Regions from separate parts of the Homo sapiens genome. Here region 2 is linked to region 1. Evidence: chromatin contacts called from ENCODE Hi-C or POLR2A ChIA-PET data. All regions are on one chromosome and are shown on one strand. Each heading gives the region's core, a stretch centred on a gene start or an enhancer-like site at or near the end of the contact. The rest is flanking DNA. Distances are from core to core; before and after follow the strand shown. Region 1 overlaps RRAGD (Ras related GTP binding D). Region 2 overlaps BACH2 (BACH transcriptional regulator 2).

Region 1 (2,928 bases), core at 198-2,697:
GATATTAACCATTCTTAGTTCTTAAAATGCATTATCCTCTGTCTGCTATAAGAATCCTCTAAGTTTCTAAGGAAACTGAGGCTAGGGGAAAATAAGATAACTTGGTCAAAGCTGACGATAGGGGTAAAGTCAGGACCTCAAACCTAGATATGGCTAATTTCAAAGTTAATGCTTTAATCCTGTAAATACACAAGGGGGTACAGTATCAAGCCAGATTTAATGAAAAGCCTGAATTGCACAAGAGTATTTTTAGGAAATGTAGGTTTTTAGTTTTGAGAGTATTTTAAGCTGCCATATACATGGCCACTTAAAAGTAAATTGTGAGGGTGGGCACGGTGGCTCAGGCCTATAATCCCAGCACTTTGGGAGGCCGAGGTGGATCGCCTGAGGTTGGGAGTTCGAGAACAGCCTGACCAACATGGAGAAACTCCGTCTCTACTAAAAATACAAAATTAGCTAGGCGTGGTAGTGCATGCCTGTAATCCCAGCTACTCGGGAGGCTGAGGGAGGAGAATCACTTGAACCCGGGAGGCGGGGGTTGCAGTGAGCCGAGATCATGCCATTGCACTCCAGCCTGGGCAACAAGAGCGAAACTCCATCTCAAAAAAAAAAAAAGTAAATTGTGGAAGTTCGTATTTTTTGTTTTTTTTAAAGGATTCAACTCACTATAACCTACCAAAACATTAAAGAAAAACCTTTTAAGTGCTGGACATCAAATGTTAAAGATGCTTTAACAGAATTCATTAACTTCCATTGCACTGTTTTAACTACTATATTTTAAGGCTCAATCTCTCTTGCTTATAAGTAATGTTCTGAGAACAAGAAACTGAAACATTTAACATGTTTTACCCAATGAAGAAAATAGCATTTAAAATTTCCAAGTAAATATAATACTATATAGATATTAAACACTGTTTATTAACAGCATTTAATAATACAGGAAAATTATCAGGTGGTAATGTTAAATGAAAAAAGCAGGATGAAAAATTTCACATACAAATGTGATCTCATTATCCTAAAAATTACACATGGAAATAAGAACAAACTATATAAAATGTAAACACTGACTGTCTCTAGGTGGTGAGATTATGGGCTACTTTAATTTTATTCTTTAGACTTTTATGTATTTTCTGCAATAAGCATGTATTACTTTCACAATCAGAAAAAGGTAAACATTAAACAAATTAGAAAAACAGACTCCACCAAAAATTACAAGTAGAAATTGATGAGGTTTGCAACTGCAAAAACTGTTTTACTACTCAAGTTTTTCATCTATAAGCAATGAAAACACATGAAGATAGAACATATTTTAAAGTGTGTGCATGTGTGTGTGCATATATGTGCGTGTGCATGTGTGTGCATGAGTGAGCACAGAGCTGCCAGCTGGGGCACAGCCTCAGCTGAGAGATTCCTGAGGCACCAGGTCACCTGATTCTAGGGCCTGCTGGTCTCCACTGGGCAGGTGGGGAGGGGCAGCAAGGCCTCCAGTTACAAGGGCACCTGCTTCCTCATTGCCTAAGAGGGCCCCAGGCTCTGCACACAACCCTGCCTCCTGCTGGTTAACAGGACTGGCTTGTTGCTGCTCCAGCAAACAATCTGAGGAAACCCCAGAGCCCACAAACCATCTGTGACCCAGACTGGTTCTTACTGAATCCTGTGGGTTCTCAGAACACTGTACTCCACCACAGAAAAACCAATCTGACGGCAAAGCCAGGCCACCTCCTCCTAACCCCTCCCTCCCCATGTTTGTTTTAGCTGGGTAAAAGTAACTCTGATTAACATCATTTACATGAACAACTTACCACTTACAGCTAATGACCATATGGCACAATAATGATCATGCACATTGTTAAGCATGTGCCAGATTAATTGTGTTGTTCATTGTACTTGATTACCATGGCAATCTGCACTGTAATCAGGGTGCGTTCATCTTCCATGACTATTTCAAGGTCATCCATTTAAACGGTTTAAAAATAATAGAATGCTTCAGGGCAGTAATCTTGGGCAATAAGGTTTATTTCTAAAGCCAGATGTCAGCGTTTAATTATAACAGTAATAATAAATTATGGCAGCTACATTTATCCAGAGTCTACCAGGTAAAGGCACGTTATGAGCCTAATGATATTTCATCCTCAATACAATCTTGTAAGTATCACTTTCCATGTGTGTGTGGTGTGTGTGTGTGTGTGTGTGTGTGTGTGTGTGTGTGTCTAACAGTTAACAGAGAGAATCCGAGCTGAGTGGGCAAAGGATTTTTAAGCAATGGAAGAGAAAAATGGAGACTAGACTCTCACAAAAGCTGAAAGGCAGAGCGTCAAGCTGTGTAAGGCAGGTCACAGGCAGTGAGTAAAGAGGAAGATGAGCAAAAGCTTTACCTCATCGATTAGATGAGGATGTCAGATACAATACAGATAGCAACACCTTAACATCTTAATAAGATGAACAACTAGTTCACACCTAGTCAGTCTGTACACCACCTGTTCAGCACATTTATAATTATGTAGAATTGTTTCTACATCGGGTAACATAATCAGTTTCCCCCACTCCTTGTTTATTTTATATTAAGTGTATAGGAAGCTCTGTTTTCTAAGAACGGTATGTTAACAGATTTTTTTCAGCAGAGGATCAGGAATCAGATCTGAGTTGAAACTCCAGTTCCAATCCTTACTGATAGTGTGAGCAAGAGTAAGAAATGTAACCACTCTGAACCTCAGTTTTTTCATCTGTAAAGTGAATACACTACAGTTGACCTTAAACAACACAGATTTGAACTGCCTAGGTCCACTTATACATGGATTTTCTTCCGCTTCTGCCACTCCTAAGACAGCAAAATCAACCCCTTCTCTTCCTCCTCCTCAGCCTACTCAATGTGAAGACAATGAGGGTAAAGACCTTTATGATGACCCACTTCCATTTAATAAATAGTAA
Region 2 (2,798 bases), core at 69-2,568, 840 kb after region 1:
TAATAAAGTATTACTGGTCCAAAATGTCAATAGTGCTGAGATTGGGAAATCCTGACGGGGAGGGAACATTCAAGGATATGGGTAGACTTAAAATCATGCCAACTCATAATCACATTATAATAATGTGGCACCATGCAACTTGGGGTCCCCAAAATGTAAACAATTAACAACCATAAAAATTTACCAGTTCTCTCCTTGAGCGAAGTAAAAGCTGTAACTTACACAGAGTAAGACCATCAGAGTTGCCTGGAAGAAGTGGAACAGCTTCAGTGTTGGACTATGTTATCATCAATATCATCAGTGCCTTGTTTACTCCAGGTCAAGGTGTGATCTGAGTGTCTACTATCAAAATTCAGTGGTAGCTATTAACAGAAGGAGTTTATACGTGAAGTTCTATGGTCACTAAAACCGTCTAAATAACCTAAGAATATCTAGCTCTGGAAAAAACTGCAAAATGTTTCAACTTTTAAAATACCAACAAAATATGAGGAACAATGTTGATGTTGACCTACATTCTATCTAGGGTGGCTAAAAGAAATAGCTGCACAATAGGGTTCTAAATAAATGCAGAATTGAAGAAATGCATCATAACAAAGATAATCAGGGTGACTATTTTGAAATGCTCCCCATTTCTGTTTTTCTTTCTGTTTTCAAATATTCCCTCTCATCCACGCGGCATATTTTCATTACATTTGTTGTAAGAATGTACATTTAGATAATCTACTCACTATTCTTTTATGCATTCTTTTACTCCAGCCAAAAAGGGAAAAAGTCCCTATCCAAACAAAGCTAATGCATGTAAGCAAATTTGAAGGAAAAAAAGAATTTCATGAATGAGCGGGAGACAATTTTTTAATGGAATGTTTTAAAGGCTTGTGGTATAAACAGTAAACAAAATTGATTCACTAACATTAATACTGTTTGCCATGATGTGAGAGTTGGTCTTTTTTTTTAATGCCCCAGAAGCTAAAGGAAAATAAATACTGTGGTAGGGAAAAATAATACCTTACTTGGCATTTTGAAGTCATTGCTCAATCCTTCTTGAGCAAGAAAACCATAGTAATGACTTTGTTTTACCTACCGCAATTATGGTACACCTCGCAGCAATCCTTCACAATATTTTCCTCCCTCTGTTCAAGTCCTGCTAAATAATCTCTGGAAACCATTAACTAAGAGTACGGTTCCAATTTTCCTGTTCTCCCTCCTCTGCTGCCTCAGTGTCATGTTGGCGTCAGGACAAAGCAAACTTGTATGACATCACAGAGCAAACTCATTTTCTGTAAACCAGCCCCTTGGTAGTTTACCGCTACTGGAACCCAACGCTGTCAACAGTGTGGTCTTTGTTTGGTGGGTGTTGCTCTAAAAATTTTTTTAAAGTTTCCCAACACCTTCTTCTTTTAAACAGAGGCAAGCTGCTGGAGGCGCCGTCCTCGCCTGGCCCGCCCCACTCTGTAAACTAGACATTACCTTATACACAAATGACTCTAGGCATTCCTCAGTCTAGCTGCCTCACTGCAAAATTCCTATGCTCCTCAGCAGCAGGGCAGCGCACATTCCCCTGGCTTCCCCTCTTTCCTCTTCCCCCACCCTCCTCTTTTTCTTTTCTTTCTTTTTTTTTTTTTTAATTTCCACTGCCTCACTGTGTTTTTGTGTAAATGATCTCACATGACTCAACAAATCCATCTGCCTGAAGCAGGCCAAGTCTGGAGCCCTCCCAGGAGGGAGGAGAAGAATTGCTTTGTGGAAAGGACCTGGAGCTCTGCCCTTTCTCTGGCTCGAATTACCCGCCTGTCAGGCCTGACGGATTTGGCTAAAAATAAAAGGAAACGGGCCGTGAAAAGCAGATGAATGGGCTCAGCAGTTCCTTAGATAACACAGGCCTGCTGTTGCCCAAAGCTCCCCAAACAGAAACTTCAAATGCAGGGCCTCTGAGTCAGTGATGTGGCTTCCAGGTGAACGAGGCCTGTCAAATCCACTGGAGTTGGGGGACATGGCCTGGGCTGTGAATTTCGGTTTCCTTTCCGTGTGTGTGTGTGTGTGTGTGTGTGTGTGTGTGTGTGACACAGAGAGTGAGAGTGCACGCAAGAGAGATTGAGAGAGTGAGAGAACCAGTCTAGTATTAAAAGGTTCTCAGAAAACAGTAGACTTCAGTGGAGTGAAGGCTTGTAAAAAAAAGAAAAAAAATTGTTGTTTCCACTACAAAATTATCCTTCTCCCCACCTCCAACACCAGACATTTTCAGCCTCCCTATGATGTCACTTCTCTGTTTAGAGCCAGCAAAGAGCTAAAAGTCTTTCTTGTAAGTGTATGCCCAGCGCCTGCAGTGGGTATTAAGCACTTAGGTTGGCAATGTAATGACACACTGTAACAATCTGTAATATGAGGCAGTCAGCAAAGCCCTGGCTCTGAAAGCTATTTCTCCCGACCATTAACCATATGTTTGGCTCCTCAGATAGCCAAGCGGGTGTTCCAGCTTACCATCTGGTTTCTATCCACACAAGCAACTGCAAAGCACAGGCTATGTCCCTCTGGAGCTGTGTGTTTCTTTTTCTCTCTCTTTTCCGCTCTTCTCTTCCCCTTTCCTCCTCCCAGCTCCTTTGGTTCCTTCTGCTAAAGAATTCTCTGCCATTCATCACGTACAAAGAAAACTTTACCTGACATGGCAGCGGCAGAGCCATTAAGAATGCACAGCTGTATTGTAAACACGCCAGAGGGCCATTTACCATCCGCGGAATCTGTACAAGTCGGGCTCTACCCCTTCCTCATCTACTGAGTGCTGACACTTGATCCAGCATGTT

What was found. Hi-C counts contacts between places; a loop is a spot of excess contacts on that map. ChIA-PET counts read pairs that join two places held with the same protein, here RNA polymerase II (POLR2A).
Region 2: a loop to region 1 is called in a map of naive thymus-derived CD4-positive, alpha-beta T cell, with 2.6 times the contacts of the local background. The contact joins two enhancer-like sites. A Hi-C loop is called at or near these places in 1 of 168 maps with a recorded cell type or tissue (naive thymus-derived CD4-positive, alpha-beta T cell). POLR2A ChIA-PET finds 5 or more read pairs at or near these places in 1 of 52 experiments (activated B cell).

The regions. Positions count from the first base shown.
Region 1 is chr6:89,374,129-89,377,056 of GRCh38, forward strand. The region is part of intron 5 of RRAGD (Ras related GTP binding D); the gene reads right to left. Among named protein-coding and RNA genes, the nearest start is that of UBE2J1, 23 kb to the left of the region's middle. RefSeq lists enhancers at 969-1,469, 1,470-1,970. Within about 2 kb of position 1,448, at least 12 of the 41 ENCODE cell types and tissues checked have a DNase peak (open chromatin) inside an H3K27ac peak, as active enhancers do.
Region 2 is chr6:90,216,898-90,219,695 of GRCh38, forward strand. The region is part of intron 3 of BACH2 (BACH transcriptional regulator 2); the gene reads right to left. Among named protein-coding and RNA genes, the nearest start is that of BACH2, 79 kb to the right of the region's middle. RefSeq lists an enhancer at 812-1,470. Within about 2 kb of position 1,319, at least 38 of the 41 ENCODE cell types and tissues checked have a DNase peak (open chromatin) inside an H3K27ac peak, as active enhancers do.